Regions from separate parts of the Homo sapiens genome. Here region 2 is linked to region 1. A link is an interaction called in ENCODE POLR2A ChIA-PET data of the cell type or tissue named here. Cell type or tissue: MCF 10A. All regions are shown on one strand. Each heading gives the region's core, and the rest is flanking DNA. Links, peaks and the distances in the headings are about the cores only. Region 1 has its middle 140 kb from the start of LRIG1. Region 2 overlaps LOC105377142 (a long non-coding RNA gene).

Region 1 (11,041 bases), core at 3,300-8,299:
TTTCTTTTCTTTTCTTTTTTTTTTTTTTTTGAGACAAGGTCTTGCTCTGTCGCTCAGGCTACAGTGTAGTGGCATGATCATGGCTCACTGCAACCTCAAACTCCTGGGCTCAAGCGATACTCTCATCTCAGCCTCCTGAGTGGCTGAGGCCACAGGTATATGCCACTATATCTGGCTAAGTTTTAAAATATTTTGTAGAGATGGGGTCTTGTTATGTTGCCCAGGGGTCTTGAATTCCTAGGCTCAAATCCTCCTGCCTTGGCCTCCAAAAGTGCTGAGATTACAGGCATGATCCACTGTGCCTGGCCTCTGCTTCATGCTTAGTGTCTCAGCAACACAGGACAGCTTGTCATATGCTCCCCAACACACATATTGTGCCATCTCCTGCCCTCCCCACTTCCCATCTTTACGACATCTTTCCCTTTGCCTCAACTGCTATTCTATTCTTTTCATTCTCCATATTCCCTTCTCTGGAAAATTCATTCTTAAAGTTCAGCTCTGATCATCTGAGTAATAATTAGAAAACATACTCATCTGCTTGGATCTGCATAGACTGTCTCCAGAAGAATCCAGAACAACTCGGTGACATTGGTTATCTCTGGGGAGGGAGTATTGAGTAGGCCTGAGGGATACACTTTAAGAGAGGGAAACTTTACTGTAAACCATTTTGTGCCTGTTAAATTTTGTAGCATATGAATATATTTCTCTGTTCAATTAAATATTAAATGAAGCATTTATAATGAAGGAAAAAGTTAATTTCTAAATTTACCTTTGCTGGGAAGCCTTCCCTGACTTTCTCTTACCGAGTTGATTGTGTGAAGTCCTGTTCATGTATCTGTCACCCCCTCCAGTCTCTACTGTCCTAGAATTCAGGGATTGCTCCTTATTCCTCCCTTATCCTTGTCCCTAGTGGTCTAGCACAGTGCCTGCTACTTCATAAGCCCTCAAAATAGCTGAGGAATAAAACAACTACACTTGCAAATGTATTTCCCACCACCTCTCAGACTCCTCTATGGTCACTGGCCATTTCTGCCTCTGGGGCTAGCTCCTACTGTCCCCTCTCCTTGGATTTCCCTTTCCCCCATTATTTTGTTTTTGAAGTCTCCTCATTTTTCAAGACTCAACTCAGCTTTCACCCCAGGAAGTCATCTTCTCCCTGTCTGCTTTCCCATACACTCCTGAAGAATTTTTTTTTGAGACGGAGTTTCAGTATTGTTGCCCAGGCTGGAGTGCAATGGCACAATCTCGACTCACTGCAGCCTCCACTTCCCAGGTTCCAGCGATTCTCCTGCCTCAGCCTCCCGTGTAGTTGGGACTGCAGGCGCCTGCCACCACACCTGGCTAATTTTTTTTTTTTTTTTTTAAGTAGAGATGGGGTTTCACCATGTTGGCCAGGCTGGTCTCGAACTCCTGGCCTCAGGTGATCCGCCTGCCTTGGGCTCCCAAAGTGCTGGGACTACAGGTGTAAGCCACCACGCCCAGCCACTCCTGAAGACTTTTCTTTATCCTTTATATAAGGGGCTGGTGAACTATGGCCCGTGGCCAAATCTGATCCATTGCCTGTCTCTGTAGATGAAGACAACTTTTATTTATTTATTTATTTATTCATTTATTTATAGATAGATAGGGTCTCACTCCGATGCCCAGACTGGAGTGTAGTGGTGCAATCTCTGTCCACTGCAGCCTTGACTTCCTGGGCTCAGGCGATCCTCCCACATCAGCCGCTCAAGTAGCTGGGGCTACAGATGTGCACCACCACTTCCAGCTAATCTTTTGTATTTTTAGTAGAGGCAGGTTTCACCATGTTGCCTAGGTTGGTCATGAACTCCTGGACTCAAGCGATACCTGCCTCGGTCTCCCAAAGTGCTAAGATTACAGGCGTGAGTCACTGTGCCCAGCCGACACCCATTCTTTCACACATCATCTATGGCTGCCTTCTCCTTCCAATGGCAGAGTTGAGCATTGCAATGGAGACCCTCAGGCCTGCAAAGCCAAATGTATTATTTATCTGGATTGTTACAGAAAAAGTTTGCTCTCTCCTGATTTATATCATAATTATACCTATTTACTATTCTGCTCATTAAGATACAAACTTGGACTCAAACTCTGTGTTGAATCCAGTCAAAGTCACTATCCTGGCAAAAGAAGCTGCCCACCCCTCCTGAGAACCTCCGAATGCCACCACACAGAGCATCTTCCCATTCCCAGAGCCATTCGCATCCTTTCCTGCTTCAGCTTTGAGCTTGCGGTCTGTCTCCGCCTGAACTCAGCTCTCTCAGGATGGTTTTTTCTTGTCCTCCTAGTCACACCCCAACTCCCCAACCTAGAGAGGCATTCCCTGACCCCCTTACCTATTTAGGTACTGGTGCTAGTTTCTGTTCTGACACCTGTGTATCCCTGCATGACACATACTACAAGCTGTAATTATTTTTATTTATCTGTTTGGCTCTCTCTCTCTTACTAGACCGTGAGTTCCTTGAAGGCAGGAACGTTATCTATCTAGTTTCCTACTGTATTTGCAGTGTCTTTTTTTTTTTTTTTTTTTTTTTGAGACAGGGTCTTGCTCTGTCACCCAAACTGTAGTGCAGTGGTGCCATCACAGCTCTTGATTTGCAGTGTCTCTCACAGTGTCTGTCACAAAGAGGGTAAATACTATAGGAAATACTATTTACTGACTAAACAGATGACAGACTGACTAAATCTTTGTCTCCATCAGAGTGACTAGCTGAGTGTCTAACAGGCACTCAACACTATTTGTTGAATGAATGAATAATGTAAGAGGGGACACTTAATCATGACAATACTGATAAATGAAAGTAACTCATTGCAGAGTTCTCTCCACCCTTTAATATCAAGCTCATGGAAAAGAATAGCCTCCTTCAGCTCCATTTAAATTATTCAGGACAAAGGAAAGGAAGTAGGCTCTCAAGGGAGATGCTAGAATATCCTCTGATTGTGTGTGTGTGTCTATGTGTGTGTGTGAGTGTGTGAGACAGAAAGAGAGAGAGCCAGAGAGAGAGAGAGACAGACAGAGAGAGAGAGAGAGAGAGAGAGAGAAATATGTATTAGCCTGCAGGTCGGGCTGCTGTCCATGGACTTGGGGAATAAGGGAATGCACTAGTTCTATGGGGCTTTGCACAAATACGCTGCCAGTGGACTGTGAAATCTGTTTTTCCTTAGAATCAGCAGTTCAGAAGTTGGAATATCTACTTAATGTGTTTTTTAAAGCAATACTGTTTTGGATTATAAAATTGATGAACGCATTGCAAAGAATTTAAAAACTAAAGAAAATATAAATAAGAAAATAAAAATTACCCTTAATTTCACCGGGTATTTTGTCTTACCTATACGTATTTTAGATTTTCTTCCTCTCTCCTTCCCTCTCCCTTCCCCTCCCTCCTTTTCTCCCTCCCTCTCTTCCTTCATTCATTTCTTCTTTTTTTCCGATACATTTGAGACCTATTTAGCATTATATCCTGAACATTATCTCATAACATTAATTTTTTTCAACAATAACATTTTAAAGAACTATATAATATTCCAGAAATTTACTCCAGGAAATTTATTCAATCCCCCATATGAGTTGTTTTCTATTTTTTGGTGTTATCACTCTATAATTAACTAATGCACAGTTCTACAGTGGACAGATTTGGTAGTTTTGCCTTTCTTTTAACTAGATTTATAGAAGTAGAATTATTGGCTAAAAATATAAAATTTTACATTATTGTTTACAGGTATGGCCAAATTAATTCTGTGGGACTGATATAGATCCACAGTCCTAGCCTCATGCCTATTTTACCATAGACTTTCTTCAATATTATTACATTGCTATTGATACAGAAGGGGGACAGAGAAGTGCTGGGTAGAGGAGGACATGGTCCCTGGCTAGGGCTACACCCGCAAGCCTATGCCCATGGATCTAGGTGAAGACAGGCATTTTTGTTTCCCTGCTCAAATGTTTCATTTCTCAAGACCACCCTGGCCTGCCATGCCCCCATCCTGGGCCTATAGAAACCCTGAGACCCTAGCAGGCAGATACACAGGTGGCTGGACGTTGAGAGGATCAGAAGAGTGGAGGAACAGGGATGGGGGTTGGCTGGATGTTGAGAGGAACACACCAGCGTAGGAGCACACGGGCACGCCAGCAGGTCATCAACGGGTGGAAGGAGGCAAAGTTTGGCCAGGGCAGTTAGAGGAGAGCCCAGACTGCTGAGTGGCCTGACTCCAGGGGAAAACCATCTCCCTTCTGGCTCCCCGATCTGGTGAGAGCTACCTCCACTCAATAAAACCTTGCACTCATTCTCCAAGCCCATGTGTGATCCGATTCTTCTGGTACACCAAGACAAGAACCCTGGGATACAGAAAGCCCTCTGTCCTTGTGATAAGGCAGGGGTCTAATTGAGCTAACTAACACAAACTGCCTATGGACAGCTAAACTACAAGAGCTCCCTGTAACACACGCCCTGGGGCTTCAGCTATAAACATTCACCCCTAGACACTGCCGAGGGGTCGGAGACCCACAGCCTGCCCATCTGTATGCTCCCCTAGAGGTTTGAGCAGGAGGGGCATTGAAGAAGCAAGCCACACCCCCATCACATGCCGTGTGAGGGGGACAAGGGAAACTTTCCAGTTTCACTATCACATAATACTTATTTTTAATGAGAAAGCATCAGTTAAAATGTTTATTATTAAATCTCTTTTCCTATAAACCTATTTTCCCTATCCACATTCTTCTTTGGAGCTTAAGTACTTTAAAATTCAATCAAACTTAAATAATAATTGATATCTTCTAGGTGGTTGATTATGCTTCCAACTAAAAGTAATATTTAAGTATAGTATTTAGAGTCATTTGATATAATAACAGCTCGCTTAACCATGAGCCAATTTACTGACTCTTTTTTAACTTTTCAGAATACTAAATACCAGAGAGAAATAGAAAGAAATGCATTTTTAAAGGCTAAATCATGGTCAAAGATCAGCTAAATGTATGGTACATGGACAAATCCCAACAAAATCATCTGGCAGGGGTTGTGCTTTGGGTGTTCATTAAAAGCACCTCTTCCTGGGCCTTACCCAACACCCACCAAGTCAGAATACCTTGTTGTCAAGGTATAGGAATCTGCATTTAAAAAATTTTTTTATTTCAATTGGTTTTTGTGGAACAGGTGGTGTTTGGTTACATGGATAAGTTCTTTAGTGGTGATTTGTGAGATTTTGTTGCACTCACAACCCAGGCCGTGTACACTGTACCCAACATGTAGTCTTTCATCCCTCACCCCATCCTACCCTTTCCCCTGAGTCCCCAAAGTCCATTGTATCATTCTTATGCCTTTGCATCCTCATATCTTAGCTCCCACTTATGAGTGAGAACACATGATGTTTGGTTTTTCATTCCTGAGTTACTTCAGTTAGAATAATGGTCTCCAATTCCATCCAGGTTGCTGTGAATGCCATTATTTTGTTCCTTTTTAAGGCTGAGTAGTAAGGAATCTGCATTTTACTAAGGCTTGTGGAATTCAGAAATCACTGCTGACTTTCCTCTTCATGCTGAGTCTATTTATTCTTGCTTTACCCAGAATCTACTGGGCCTCGATAAGGTGTGCATATCCCTAACCAGATGGCCCTCATTCAAACAGAATTATGGTGAAGGGGACTTGCCACTAGGGCATATTTTCCCTCTTTGGACGTGAGATCTTGACTATCATCAGAGAGGGGCCATGTGTTCTAGGAATCTAAGTGTAATAAATATGATACCCAAAGGACGATCTTTACCTTGATAATTTATGAAGATGATCCTGATTCCTTTACTGCCAGTGGGCAAGGCTGGTCTTCGCCTTGGGGGATGAAGTGACACTGAGGATAGGGCAGAGGAGACCCTGGATGGCAAGCAAAGGTCTGCTGTAGAAAACAGAAGGTACCCACAGAAATTCTGTGAAGTAATGCATACAAAAGAAAAGTATCTGCCAGGCACAGTGGCTCACGCCTGTAATCACAGCACTTTGGGAGGCCAAGGCAGGCAGATCACTTGAGGTCAGGAGTTGGAGACCAGCCTGGCCAACATGGAGAAACCCCGTTTCTACTAAAAATACAAAAATTAGCTGGGCATGGTGGCAAGTGCCTGTAATCACAGCTGCTCGGGAGGCGGAGGCACAAGAATCGCTTGAACCCGAGAGGTGGAGGTTGCAGTAGGCCAAGATCATGCCACTGCACTCCAGCCTGGGTGACAGAGTGAGACTGTGTCTCAAAAAAAAAGCCTTCCTTTTGGCTGGAACCACCATCTTCCAGTAATTCGCCAAAATGATGAACACAAAGAGAAAGAGAAGAGGCACTGATATATGTTCTCCAGGCCTTTTAGAGAACATGGAATTGTTCCTTTGGCCACATAGATGTGAATCTATAAGAAAGATGATATTGTAGACACCAAAGGAATGGGTACTGTTCAAAAAGGAATGCCCCATAAGTGTTACCATGGCAAAACCGGAAGAGTCTACAATGTTACCCAGAATGCTGTTGGCATTGTTGTAAATAAACAAGTTAAGGGGAAGATTCTTGCCAAGAAAAAGAGAGAAGCCAAAGAGAAAGTACCTGGGTTCAACTGTGCCTGCCTGCTCCACCTAGAGAAGCATGCTTTGTAAAAACCATTGGGAAGGAGCCTGAGCTGCTGGCACCTAGTCCCTATGAATTGATGGCACGATAGGTGTTAAAATAAAAGACCTCTGGACTGTAAAAAATGTGTCTCTTTTTTTCAGTAGAGTGTGGTGTCCCGTCCCCCAAAGAAATTTTTAAAGCAAAAAAAAAAAAAAAAAAGGTATCTTTTTAAAGCAATGTTCTTCAAATGTTGTTCATTGCCCTTAAAATGTTTTTGAAAAATTATTTACTCCTTACATATTTTAAAGTTGAGAACTAAAATATTTCATCATAAGGTTAACAAGTTGTATAAAAGCTGGATAATTTCTAGCAAACTTTGATGCTGTAAAATGAAAATGGTTTGATTAACTCTTTTAGCTTCAACTAGTGGAAATTAAATATCCTAGGGATTTGATATGTCAGTCCTTTTCCTGTTTCCATTCTACTTCCTGCACAGACTTTACTATAGTATATTTTAATGCTTGAAAGGTTTCTTATTGGTCACTGTCACACTTGCCTGAATCAAGATATTATAAAGTTAATATTTAAATTTTTAATATTTTCTGTGAGTTTGCTATTCTAGATGTTAAAAATTTCTTCTCTGTTACCATTACAACTATTATTTGTACTAATTTGCTGAAAACAACAAATGTATTATTTGTAGATAATTGTGAAACTAGACTATAATAAAACTTTATTGGAAGTGCATATCTTTTTTTTTTTTTTTTAATAGGCATGGGGTCTCACTATGTTGCCCAGGCTGGTCTTGAACACCTGGGTTCAAGTGATCCTCCCCCCCTTGGCCTCCTACAGTGCTGGGATTATAGGTGTGAGCCACCAACGCCAGGCTGTAATTGCATATCTTAAATGAGATGGATGGGGCTTTTCCCTCCCTTCCCATTAACTTCTAAATATGTTTTACTTTCCAAAAGAGACAGGGTTCAGCATCAATTTTATTTCTTTTCTTTGCTTTTAATCATAGCTGTAAGGACTGAAAAATTTTGTCCACATTAGTAGATGGGAATGGAAAGAGATTTATTATAGCAACATCACTCAATTCTTTCAAATTATTTGCCAAAAATTATGTGGTGATCTATCATCAAAAATATTTTTAATGCTCTACCAGCTGACAACTCCATCAGATCCTCATTCAATTTTGTTGAAAGCAAAGAATTGAAAACCGGTTGACTTACAAAAGGATTTGTAACCCAATCATTAGAATGTTTCACTTTCTCAACACTGAAACAGCTAGATTTTGAATCACTCCTTTGTTGGGAGACCTGTTTTTTTTTTTTTTTTTCTTTTTCCTGGGGCAATACACCACAACGAGATTCAGGATGAGTTAGAGGTGGGCGTTTCTTTTGTAAAAGGGGAAAAGGTAGTTGTGAAAGGGGAAGTGGCAGAGGACCCGCTGAAGCCTACCACACAACCGAAGGATCATCATCTTTAATGTTGTGTCTCTGCATGTCCTGAAGGAGGTGCTCAGGCCCCTTGAGGCCTTGGAAGGAGAACTCGCATGTCGCAGTCATGCTCTCAGACATAGCAGTTTTAGGAGTACCTAAAGAGGAGCTGATAATCTGGAAATTATTCCTTTAAACCATTCATGCCAAAGTCACTCTTAAAAATCTTGGCAGCAACTATCAAAGAAATAACAGATTCAGGTGAGAATCATCAACAAGGGCTAGAACTCTAATGAGGAATAAGATAATTACAGAGCCTCAAATTATCTCCCCACAAAATATTAGTGAATTACCCATTAAGTACTAAGTAAAAAATACTTAGAAATAAACTTTACATTGAAGAACACACACATACATATAGAAGAAGTATATATATATATATATCAGGAAATCCCCCAATCTGAGACAGAGATAAAACAGAAACAAAAAGACAGTCCATGGTGTCTGATATCCATCTCCAGTATTTTTCATTGAGTAAAACATTGATGACTCTTGTTCAGTGTAGCCAAGGGAATAATCTCTGTCCTGGTCAGGACTGGATTCTTCTTGCATATCTTCAACCATAATATGATCTGGTTTCTCTTGTATTCTGTGATGTGCATTTCCTGATTCATGGCCTTTACTGTAAAATATTTGTCTTTATCAATTGATTTCTGCTGCAGACTTTGCTTTGCTCCCATTGACTTGGAAAATGATGGATATAGTTGTACCATGCTGTAGTTCTGTTTTCAACTAGAGTCCTCTGTTTCTGTCCAGATTCCTTACCTAAATGTTTTCCCTATGGCAATGATTTGGAATTGTTACTGTTTAAATAAAAGAAGGCAAATTGGTTTTATATCACCAACTGATCAGTAACAGACCTCTTGGGGTCCTCTGCTAGGTAAGATTTTGATGCCCTTTCTGGGCTTAATGGGAAAGAGTGCCATGATTGTTTAGTGATGTTTGCTACAGCCTCTAGAAGAAAGACAATGATACATGCTTGGTGTGTGGAGTAAGCAGCCTCTGCAATGGTTCACAGTGATCTCCTTCCTAGTATTCATCTCCATGGGGGCGGGCCATAATGACTTGCTTGGAATAAAAAAATGTGGCAAAGGTGATGGAATGTCACTTCTGTGGTTAGGTTACAAAAGATTGTGACTTCCATCTTGCTGCAGATGTTCTTTCTGCTGGCTTTGATGAAGAAAGCTGCCATGCTGAAGAGGCTCATGTAACAAGGAACTGAGAGTGGCCTCCAGGCAACAGCCAGCAAAGAACTGAAGCTCTCCACCCAACAGCCCTTGAGGAATGGTATCCTGCCTTCAGGCGAGACTCTAGCACTTCATTGCACACAGCCATGTCAGAGACCAAAGACCCTAAGGTAGAGCTTCCAACAAAGTGCGCTGGATTTCTGTGGATTCCTGATGCACAGAAACTGTGCAAAAATAATTATGCATTGTTTTAAGCTGATAAGTTTTGGAGGTAATTTGTTAATGCAGCAGTGGGTAACTAATACGTCATGTATTTACCAATTTTAGTTTAATCACTTTATGTACTTTATTGTGTAGCCGAAAAATAGTAGGAGCAGCATCATACACATAGCAAGCAGCAAGAATATAGCTGAATTTAAAAGAAATAATCCACAAATTACCAAGATCAATCACAAGGATGCAAGACACGGCAATCAGAGGTTATTTAGTGGAGAGGCAAACCGTTTTGGAGAACTCAAACAACTTTGAATTCAACTGTTTTGCCATTCAGTTCAATGTAGCTCATAATAGTCTCTACTTCTCTTATCCTAGCACTTAGTTCAGTGGGATTCCTTGTTTAATTATCTCTCTTCTTCACCAGAACACAGGTTTAATAAGGACAGGGTCTCTGTCTCTTTCAATCACCATTATAGTGCTCATACCTGGCATAGTTCTTGGCACATATTAGCCTTCCACTAAGCATTTGTTGAATGAATAGACGTTAGTGTTTCAGTGAATGTCAATAAGTCACAAAATATTGCTATACATTTTAGAAAAATAAGCACAAGAAATAGTTATAATAAATATTTTCTTAGCGCTTACAGGAAGTAAGTCTTAGTATCTGGCCAGTTCACTCATTTAGGGCATCTAATTCCCTGACAATGCCAGTTAAATGGAACATTACTGTAATAGGTACCATTAATTATTCATTGCAAACACAGTGTGCAAGGTCAAATGAAATCTGATGGAAAATCTCACCATTGTGGAAAAATCACTTGCTGATTATTATCACAACTTTTACTGCTGCAGAATAGAGCTTATCTCCTTCCAGTGTGTTCTATGGGGACCATAGCCACTAAGTTCATCTCAAGGAAAGTAAGGCAATTTTATTTTATCTGATTGCACATTTCTCTGCTGCTAGGAATTTCTTTAATCTTGTAAATTATATACATAATATATATGCTTTATAAGATTACAGAAATTTAATCTTTATGTTATATATTACATATATTTTTTACAAGATTAAGGAAATTTTATGAGTAAGGAAATCTAATATATAATTTACATATTATATATATGTTAGGATTAAAGAAATTTAATAAATTTCCTTTATATATATAATTTATAAGATTAAGGAAGTTTATAAGATTAAGGACTTATATACATATGAACTATTATAAACAGAGAGAAGGAAATAAGTTATGGTAAGACAGAAGCAGAATAAATGAAAAACAGATTATTTGTGAAAGAGAAATAGAACGCCGGTGTCACCAAATTTTAGAGGTCTACCCCTGAACTGCCTAGAGTAAGCTAACCAACATAAAACCCAGAACCTACATCAAGGGGATGAGTTTAGCATTTGTTTGATGGCAAAATGGGAAATGGTGGTGACGTCTTTATTCAGTGAGAATGAGAAACGGTATTTAGGTTTCTCTTGTTGCTCTGTGTCGAGAAGGATTCTGAGGCCCAGTGGAGGATCATTATGATTGATTAAAGATGGCACCGAGT
Region 2 (11,041 bases), core at 2,868-7,867, 67 kb after region 1:
GTTATGGTGAAATTTCTCCTGTGCTCCCTGGCCTCATCTGATCCATCCTAGTCTATCAGAAATACTATATAAAGCAGAACCTCAGAAGGTAAGAGGTATCACTGCTTTTTCCCAAGATTCCCATTGATCCTTAAGTCAGAGATGACTACTTGTCTACCAAAACCATTTCGCTAACTTTCTGCACCCAAGGTGGACTGACTACCTTTCCCATCCTCACATGCAGAGAAATGTCTCTGTGACAGTCCTACTCAAGGTAATGTGGGCAGAAGTGATGTCCATGGTGAAAATTCTTTTCTTTGAGTCTACGAGACTGAGAGGATCTGGCAAAAGCCACAGGGCATGGTGGATCCAAGATAGAGCTTGGATCTCTGATGCTGTCCTCCTGAACATTAATTTTTATGTGAGTGAGAAATAGAACAATTGACTTGAGCCACTGAGATGTTCAGATTTATCTGCTATGGCAGGTAGGTAGTTGCCCTAATACAGTTCCTACAGAAATTTATCCCCTACTCCATTAGTATTCTAGGAGCTTTACAGAACAGGAGACATGGGGGAATGCTAGTCTTAAGCCATTACAAAGAGGCTTTACTTGCCTTACATCTGCTAACTCCAAAGGGCCAATCAGATTCTCCCCAAGAAAAGAAAATGTGAGTGGATGTTTCCACCACTACAAACAGAAGCTTCTGGAAATGTCTACATGAAAAAAATTTTTTTAAATCTCATTGGCACCTCACTGCTAATGAACAAAAGTACACACATTTTAGTGATGGAAATACCTGCTGTGGGATGAAACTGTATGATGTAGCAGAAAGCATTTTCGGACCAAGAGACTTAAAACCTATTTTTAATCCTTATGGTTCTGTCTTAACAAGCTGCATGAAGCTTGGACCCCTCTCTTTACCTCTCCAGGCTTCATGTGGTATTAAAAATGATCCATGAAGGTAAAACACATTAAATGGTTCAGGTTTTGTATACTGTAATGGGATGGGTAATTCAATTCAACAAACCTTGATTAAGATATGTTGGAGATGGTTGATCTAAATGAGATAAGATGTCTGGGAGCAGTGGCTTATGCCTGTAATCCAAGCACTTTGGGATGCAGAAGTGGGTGGATCACCTAAGGCCAGGATTAGCTGGGCATGGTGGCGCATGCCTGTAATCCCAGCTACTCAGGAGACTGAGGCAGGAGAATCGCTTGAACCTGGGAGGCGGAGATTGCAGTGAGCCAAGATCATGCCATTGCACTTAAGCCTGAGTCACAGAGTGAGACCTCATCTCAAAACAAAATAAAATAAAAATAAAATAAAATAAAATAAATAAGATCAGACATAGTCTGACCCCCAAGATCTTCCAGTCTACTGGAGGAAACAGATAGTTGAATGACAAACTGTAATCCCTAATAAGCTGAAATAACAGCAAACTATCAGCAATGCAATCTGGGTGTGTAAAAGCAGTGATTACTTTTGACCTGGAGAATGAAAAAGGCTTTAACAATATTCCTAATGTTCTTAAGAAAATGGGTAAATTTTCTAAACAGGACTTACAAAGACATGTATGATTTGCCCCCACCACCCCATTCCTCCCATGGGCTTCTTTGGCCTTCTCTCTTGCTGGTACATATGCAATTTTCTGTGCTCCAGTGATAGTTACCTATTTTGAGTTCTTAAATTTGCCACATTCTCTCCTCCAAGTCTTTGCACCCTCCTTTATCACTTCTGCTTCCATTGCATAATGTGTACTATCTTTTATGCTTTAGTTCATGAGTCACCTCCTCCGGGAAGCATTCTTTGACTCTCTCAGTTCAGGTTAGAATCCTTTGTACCACTTAGCATTCTATTAGTTGTAAGTAACAGATACTGATTAAAATGGTATTAAAACATGACAAGAAATATGGAGAGACACAGAGCTAGGATTAATTCTGTGATATAACAATATCAAGACTTGGATTCAACTTTTCTGCAGTTCTCTTGACTTTTGCCTCATGGTCACAAAATGGCTGCTGTAGTTCCAAATTATGGCCTCTGACAAAACAACCAAGATTAGGAAAAAAGTAAAATAACTTGTGTTGATATTACTCCTCAAGAAAAATCCTTCCCAGAAGTGTTTCAAAGATTTTCTCATACATCTCTCTGGCCAGAAGGGGCTTATATGTTCATGTCCTAGCTGCAATGGAGGCCAGAAAGTGAGAGTCTGGGATTTCCAGAGAAGGAGGTATTGCAAGTTTGGAAGAAATAGGATATGCGAGACTGTTGTGGAGGTCAAAAACAGGGCCTCCCTCTGAACTGCCACAGCCCCCGTTCCCACTATGGCTCATCATTATGTTGTATGTAGTAGTTTACTTGACTATATCCACTAGCCTACAAGCTTTGTTAGAGAAGGACAATTGTACTGGATGAATGAAAAAGAAACAGCGTTATTATCACCAACCCTTCTAATAACAAAAGTAACAAACTGAAATCACTTCAGTCTGTGAGTAGTAAGTCTTCACCGTGCAGAGGCTTCCTGGTGAGATCCTATCCGGTAAGACCTCAACCTCAGGGGCTACTATTGATGGACAAAACATAACAAAGTACAATTCCCAGGCCTCTACCAGGTGGTTAAACAAGGTGGGAATAGTGAAAGCAGAAAATTTGAGAACTGGTAGAAGCAGAACTTCACAGCTGAACTGGTCCGGTAGAGACCAAACAGGAATGTGTAAGACTGCGGATTTATTTTGGTTGCAAGAAACAGAAACTAACTAACCAGTTAGTTGAGACAATAAGGAACATTTTTACTCTGTCCATAACAAGAAGCCTCAAGGTAAGGCAGCTGAGGGTTAATTCTGTCTCGTCATCTATAGCTTGGCTTTCCCAGGGTTGCAAGGTGGCCACCATAGTTGCAACCTCTACATCAACAATGTTCGCAAGATGACACATTTCCCCAATGCCTCTTTTTAAGGGAACGTTTACCTTTTCCAGAAATCTCCAGAAGAATTTATTTCTCTTTGGGCAGCTCTGGGTTACATATTTATCTATAAAACAATCACTGGTATGTATAATGAGATAATCATAATTGAATTAAACCAAGCAATGTTTTCTTAATTACACACGGACATCCCAATTTTATTGTGTATAATGAAGAAAATCTTGTTCTCCTCCAAGGAAAAACAAAGGGAAGTGGAATGACTATTGGATAGGTAGCCAATGACATCTGTTACAAAAGGTTACCTTGGAACTAAGCAAATTCCAGTTTTCAGTGAGTAAGTCTTACAAGGCTGAATCTCAATCCACACCTGGCACTGCAAAAACCCTGCAAAGGAAAGAATAACCCAGGTTAGAACGTTTGTCAACTGGTTTCTTCTGCTTCTGTCTTATATAGAGATGCTTATCATTCTTCAGAATTCCTAGGACATGGATACAGAATAATCTACGACATTCACAACCTCTGGGTTACCTCTTTGCAGATGGGCCAGTTTTGTCATTTCTAAGCACCAGGATTCATGTATCCTGAGCTGTTTCAGGAAAGGAAGACACAGGCCCCCGTCTCTACGCCTGTGCTTTAGGTCTGAGCCTGCATCCTACTCATTGATATCTAAGCAGCATCTCCCTTTCTACCTTATCATTTAGAGGAAAACTTCCTTATTCCAGATATGGAACTCACTTTGGTTGTTCTCAAACTCTGAGGCAATATCTTCATTAAAAGTTTTAAGCCAAGAGAAGATGTTTCCCACCAGGTGGAAGCAAAACAGCTTCAGAATAGATCTTGGTCCAGCTGGTCTTAAGGGACAATTAGCGTTGTTTACTTTCCATGACCCAAGGCATGTCTAAGTTCAGGCCAGTAACTACTTCTAAGCTGGAACTTTACCCATGGACACCAAATTATTCTGCTGCCTAGTCATCTGGGTCCCTTTTATTAGATGTTTTGAGATTCTAAGTCCGGGCTCAGTGGACCAAATCTGGCCTGCCACCTGTTTTTTGTAAGTAAAGTTTTATTGGGACACGGCTGCACCCATTCATTTACATATCATCTATGGCTGCTTTTGATCTACAACTGCAGAGTTGAATAGTTTTGGCAGAGATCCTATGGCCTCCAGAGCGTACTGTCTGGGTCTTTGCAGAAAAGTTTGCTGACTTCTGTCCAAGGGGGAAAGAGCAAGTGAAAAGCATGAAGGTTCTAAGCGGGATAGATGCTCCAAATTCATACGTAAACACTAAGCAAAAGCTACAGAGATGCTAGAATGGGTTCAGATGGTTTGAAAGTCAGCACACTGGGTCAAGCTGGGTCTTACGAGGACTCTGCTCAGCCAGTGATATATAATGGGCACCTCACAGGGAGCTGAGCCAGTTCCATGTCTCCCTGGAAGAAGCATTGCACTTCACAAGTGTTTATGTTCTCAAATGTGAAACCTGGAGACGGTTTTCTAAATAGGACTTTAAATGCTCCAGTCTGGGTGTTTTTGCAATCTGACACACACATCCATTAGAGCTGCTCCATGGAGCCTCTGGACTGACCGTAAAAACTCAGCCACAGACCTCCTTGGTTTTCAAACAGGAGCCCAAGAAAGACCACAACAGAAACCTGTTTATACAGTTCAGGTTTTCTTAGTAACACAAGGCAGAGGTCAGACAAGTCTTAATCACTTGCTGTAAGAATTGATTTCTGCTGGAACCTAAGGCAGACAGACTTATCTGCTTAGGGTTGTGGTTTCTTATCCCTTCTTAATAAAAAAATAAATAAATAAAATAAAGCCATGGAAGATGGCTGGATGTGGTATCTCATGCCTGTAATCCTAGCACTTTGGGAGGCTGAGGCAGGTGGATCGTTTGAGCCCAGGAGTTTGAGACCAGCCTGGGCAACATAGTGAGACCCCATCTCTACAAAAAATAAACATAAACGAGCCAGGCATCGTGGTGTACATCTGTAGTCCCAGCTACTGGGGAGGCCAAGGTGGGAGGATCACTTGGGCCCAGGAGGTAGAGCCTGCAGTGAGCTGAGATTGTGCCACCTGTACTCTAGCCTGGGTAACAAAGAGAGTGCTTATCTCAAAAAAAAAAAAAAAAAGAAAGAAAAAAAGAAAAAGAAAAGAAGCCATGGAAGATAATATTAATCACTCTTGTTTTAGACACTGCGCTAAGCGTTTTATGTGCATTATCTTACTTAATCTTTACAATGCTCCCGTGAAGAAGGTACTATGCTATATGACCTCCTTTTTAGAGATGAGGAAGGTGAGGCCTAGCACAGAGTTCCTTGAGTCTGGTGAGCTTGTGAAAATGCAGATCACTGGCCCTACCCCAGGGATTCAGATTCAGCCTCTCTGGGGTGGGACCTGAGATTCTGCATCTCTAACAGGTTCTGAGGCTATGCCCATGCTTCCGGCCAGGGCTGCACTGAGCGCACTGGCCTAGAGTTTAAGGGAAAAGCTAACTCTCATGACCATTTGTGGCAGGATAAGCTCTCAAACCCAGGTTTGAGCATGTGACTTTTCATTCTTTTAATCAGTTTTCATAAACTGCCTCCCATGAGCTCCGAAAATAAGTGAGTGAAAGGCATTTAAACACACACCCAGGAAATCAGGTCAGAAACTCAGTGGTTGCTATTTCTAAAATGACCCAAATCTTTCTCAATTCGTGTCTCGAAATTTTGGCCATGTTGGGAAGTCATATTTGAACAATATATAACCACACAAGCATGTAAATAATTAAATTGGAACTTTGGCCTGGCCTAGAATAGTAGATCTGCTAATCTTCTCCAAATTATTAATTCTAAGAAGTCTTACCCAAACTAACCTTGCCTCCATGCTTTCTTAATGTACTCTCAGGACTTGAGAAAGAGATTGTTGCCACACAATGTTGCTCAATAGTTTCAGCTCTATACATCAGGCTTTCTCTTCTCATAAAGATCAGAAATTGCTTCAAGGGGTTATTTTCCCTGTCTTAACATCTTAATGCTGTATTGTGCCTGAGTAAACAATATTCAAAATGCTATATAGTATACAGAATATCTGGCAGTATGGCATAATGTTAAGAATGTGGGTTTTGCATTCAAACTTTGAATTCACATACAGGCAATGCCACTTACTGTGTGGTTAAGTTCCTAAACTAAGTCTGTTTTCTTATTAGTAAAGTGGAGACCAAAATACCCCTATAAAGTTGTTATATCACATGTAAAGCACTCAGCCATGACATATGGAGAGGCCTAAAAATGTGAATTACAAATTATTGTGTAATTTATTATATATACAATTAGATCATATAAGTATATATTTATATCTTACAATTATATATTGTTACTGTAGTAACATAATTACCTTACTACTATATTAATGTAAAATTAATTATATAGAAGAATCATTATATTAATATTAACCAATATATTATTGATGTAGATTAATATTGATATATAATGTATATTATATATAATTATTTATAATTGTAATATTTTATAATTGTAAACTTTGTTTAAGCTCTAGAAAAATGTGTTGACTAAATGCATCTTTCTTTGTTGCTTTTTTTTAAGACAGAGTCTAGCTCTGTTGCCCAGGCTGGAGTGAGGTGTCAACATCTCAGCTCACTACAACTTCTACCCCCTGGGTTTAAGCAATCCTCCTGCCTCAGCCTCCCAAGTAGCTGGGATTACAGGTGCACACCACCACGCCCAGCTAAGTTTTGTATTTTTAGTAGAGAGGGGGTTTCACCATATCAGCCAGGCTGGTCTCAAACTGCTGGCCTCAAGTGATCCTCCCACCTCAGCCTCCCAAAGTGCTGGGATTACAGGCAGGAGCCACCACACCCGGCTTAAATGCATCTTTGAATCTAGTCAGTTTTAGCTGAAGAAACACACAGCCGTGGATATGTTAGTCAATTAATGTTAGCTGCAGACAAGGCTGTAGTAAAGAAGGTTCCAGGCTTACTGGCACATATCCCTTTGCTAAGATTATTTTCCTTCTGGAATAACCTCTTCTTCACTTTTTGCCTATCCATTCTTCAAGTCTTTCCTCTGCTATGAGGCCTTCACAGATGAAGCTCATACTCTCTCATGTCCATGAACACAACACCATTTGGTCAATTCCACAGATGAATTTATACTCCCTTCAATTTTTTCCTGTGTACAGCCTTGTTCTCCCAGCCAGAATATATTCTCCTTGAGAGCAGTTATTCATGTCTGACTTGTTTTGTACCTGCCAGACTACTCGGTAAGTACTTGAATACAAGCACGGGAAAAAACAATAAATTTAAATATATTTATTGAAAAGAAGCAGGGTCTAAATTGTGATGCAAACATGTTAAGCCCTTGCAGAATAATCATTAGTTCTATTTTGCAAAATAACATTGCATTCAAACCACTACAAGTACAAAGCATGGTTGGGCTTTATAGCTCTAAAGAGGCTAGACAGAGAAATAATGAGGCCATTCTACTGTACTGCCCACAGCAACAACACGATTTGGCATACACTGGAGACTGGTGGTATAAACATTTCTTAGTCCAGATCTTAAAAGGGACTGTAATCCTAAACTCACCTCTCCTTTAACAAAGTTATTATGTTTTGGCATTAGGCTAGATTAAAATATCATATGAATTGAGCAGCTGAAGCTTGGATCTGGTAAAGGGGGACATTAGGGTGATGCTCTGGGAAGCACAATGAACTAAAAACCTACTGGTAGACAAGGTTTTGTATTTTAATTCGAACACTTGGCTCCTTATGTAGAGAATTTTCAACTAACTTGAAAAATTGCTGTTGAGACAGGAGCCTGGAACATCTGATGGCAGTGGTTATGTGTTCACGGAAAAATCAACACTACCCCCTGGACTGATGTAATCACGTTGCTTAGAGTCACTTGAATCAGGATCTGCTGACCCATCTTACTTTTTTGCCCGTAGTGGTGGAAGAGAGAAGTTTCACTGTATGTGACAACTGACAAGTAGGGAGGTGCTTCTCAAACTTTAACATGCACGCAAACCACCTAGGGATATTGTTAAAATGTAGATTATGATTCATTAAGTCTGAGGCAGGACCTCGGAGTCTACATTTCTAATATCTCAGGTGATATTAACATTCCTAGTCCAAGGACTGCGCTTTGAGCAGCAAGTAGGTAGAGGATGCGGGAATAGTTAATACATTGCTGCATACACCAACCAGCCTCGATGCAATGAGGAGGCATCTGCGCTGTTTTAAGGGGGATGTGTATTAGTCTGTTTTCATACTGCTGTGAAGAAATAGTGGAGACTGGGTAATTTATAAACAAAAAAAAAGGTTTAATGGACTCACAGTTCCACGTGGATGGGGAGGCCACACAAATCATGGCAGAAGGCGAAGGAGGAGCAAAGGCATATCTTACATGGCGGCGGGCAAGAGACGTGCCAAGCCAAAGTGGGAAAAGCCCCTTATAAAACCTTCAATCTCATGAGAACTTACTATCAGGAGAACAGCAGCATGGGGGTAACTGCCCCCATGATTCAATTACCTCCAGCTGGGTCCCCCCCATGACACAAGGGGAAAATGGGAACTACAATTCAAGATGAGATTCAGGTGGGGACACAATCAAAGCCTATCAGGATGGAAACATGAACCTTCTAGAAATGAAGATCAGGGAGGAATTCAGTAGACTTTACAATGAGCATCATATCTAGCATCCTTTGTCAGAGACATCAGGTTCACTAGCCCAAAGGACACTCTTTCCTTTCTAAATCTTCAAAGTAGTGACTTTAGAGAAGTAGCTAGTTAAAAGGATGGCAAAAGAGTGCTACTACAGGCAGTGCACATGAGCCTGGAGTCAGACAGCCTAGCTCTGACTCCCAGACCTGCCACACAGTCATCGGCTGTGATCTTCGGAAAGGCGACTTTTCTCCCTAAGCCTCAGTTCACATAACTGGAAAGCAGAGATAATACTCGTAGGGCTGTTGTGAAGACCCCAGAAGGAACACATATAAAGCACTTCATTCTATGCATGGTGCATACTAGTCAATACATCCAAGTAATTTTTTTAAAAAAATTAGAAAACCAATCAATCAGTCAAGAGTGATTGAGTACTTGTTTGTTGGACACTGTCTTGAGGCAGTCCTAGGGAAGAAAGAGTAAGGAAGAGAGAATTAAGAAGAGGAGAAGGAGACACAATCACAGGTCTCAAGTAAATCCCAGAATATACGTGGAGAGGCAAACACATACGCATGTGGAATTATTTAGTATTTCCACAGCAACACGCCAAGACACATCACAAATAGAGTTATAGAGCACACATAAGCCATTTGAAGAAAGCAAATGTTTAAAATGATATCACTGGAGACAGGAAACTGAAGGAGTCCCTAGACAAAGTCAGAGCTGTATTAAGTTTCTTTTTTTAATGTTTCATTTTTCAGCAGGATATTGACAAGAGCTGCTGTCATATGGAAACTATTTTTTAGAAACACCTGGAAGAACTAATTTGGGGGATTGAATTTTTTTTCTTTAACACAGGCTTAACATATAACAAAATACAAGGTGTGTCTGAGATGCAAACCTGGTAAGAGATTAGATCATCAAAGCTAAATTACCTTAATTTCCATATTATTTCTGAGAATAGCTTGAATAGACCTTTTGGGTCACAAGCCACCATTTGTGAAGAACTCATAGACATTTTTGTAAGGCTCACAATATTCAAAAGGCTATTTTGATATTTTTCTCATAAAGACATCTCTGCAAAAAAAAAAAAAAAAAAAATCAAAAGAAGACCAGGAGCAGTGGCTCACGCCTATAATACCAGCACTTTGGGAGGCCGAGATGGGTGGATCATGAGGTCAGGAGTTCGAGACCAGCCTGGCCAACATGGTGAAACCCTGTCTCTACTAAAAATACAAAATTAGCTGGGCGTGGTGGCATGCGCCTGTAATCCCAGCTACTCTCGAGGCTGAGGCAGGAGAATCGCTTGAACCTGGGAGGCGGAGCTTGCAGTGAGCCGAGATCACGTCACTGCACTCCAGCCTGGGTGACAGAACAAGACTCCGTCTCAAAAAACAAACGAAAAAAAAAAAACCACCATAAAACCAATTTAACACTTACTGGTCTAGAAAAATCAGATCTGTTCATATACATGGGTAAAATGGTTTTTAGCTATCCAAAACTACAATTTTTATTCGTGGCATGTGTGAGTGCTGTACAATTCACATAAATCCCATATTTGATTCTCACAAGAAACGTAAGACACAAGGACTATTATCACTTCCACTTTATGGATGGTGACATTGAAACGTAGAGACGTGTAGTAACTTGCCTAAAGTTGCACAGCTAGGAAAAGATGTAGCTGGAATTTGAACTAAGGATTTATGTTGTTAAATCTACTTTCTCTACTATTCTTACCATAGAGCTGTATTTAGCTTCATAAGTGTTTGTTTTGGGGGAAGGTTGCATGTTTCTGATTTATCTTTCAAGAATATTTGCCCAAATCAGTGACTGGACCCAAAAAAAGAGCTGGGATTATGTCTTCGTGAGCTCAATGGATACATAAGAATGCTCTTTTTCAACAGCAGGCACATGCGATCTCTATTTGACCACCTTAATGTGATTCTCCCTAGACAAACTCTTTCCTCTTTATTTTTATTTCTGTCTCCCATACACATTTTCTCAGAGAACAACCCAGTTTACCACAAGCCTGAATGTTGGTGCAAGAGCGTATCTAGAAAGACCCAATATTTGAGAGACTTCATTCTATTTTCCCATCTCCACGTAAGAGACCAGAATGTCAATGTCATGGTGGAGATGGAGGTGAATAGGGGTGTGGTCCCTGTCTATACCTCCAGCAAGTTATGTAATCAATCATGACCCCCAAGATTTGTGACCTTCTTAAGGAAATGATGATGCCCTTCTCATCATTGTACCTTCTAGCACAGTGCCTAGTAGAGAATCCTCAAAAACGATTGGATGGAAACTTGGGCCAGTGTGGATCACTAGAACTTCTGCAGTGATGGAAACATTTATTATTTGCATTGTCCAATATGGTAACCTCTAGTCGCAGGTGACTACTAAGTGCTTGAATTAATGGCTGCTAAGGAACTTATTTTAAATTTTTATTTTAATTTAATCAATTTTTAA

What was found. Peaks named below come from ENCODE experiments on the same cell type or tissue, not always from the same donor. Only the 100,000 strongest peaks of a DNase experiment are listed, where the experiment ranks them.
Region 2: POLR2A ChIA-PET joins it to region 1 with 5 read pairs; 3 of 35 experiments call an interaction of 5 or more read pairs at or near these places.

The regions. Positions count from the first base shown.
Region 1 is chr3:66,630,852-66,641,892 of GRCh38, forward strand. It overlaps the pseudogene RPL21P41. Among named protein-coding and RNA genes, the nearest start is that of LRIG1, 140 kb to the left of the region's middle. In MCF 10A, for the core only: no CTCF peak of the experiment used is centred there; no DNase peak of the experiment used is centred there.
Region 2 is chr3:66,697,898-66,708,938 of GRCh38, forward strand. LOC105377142 (a long non-coding RNA gene) reads right to left here. Exons shown (of 3, transcript XR_940935.3): 3 at 3,072-3,288. Among named protein-coding and RNA genes, the nearest start is that of LRIG1, 200 kb to the left of the region's middle. In MCF 10A, for the core only: no CTCF peak of the experiment used is centred there; a DNase peak (open chromatin) is centred at 5,824.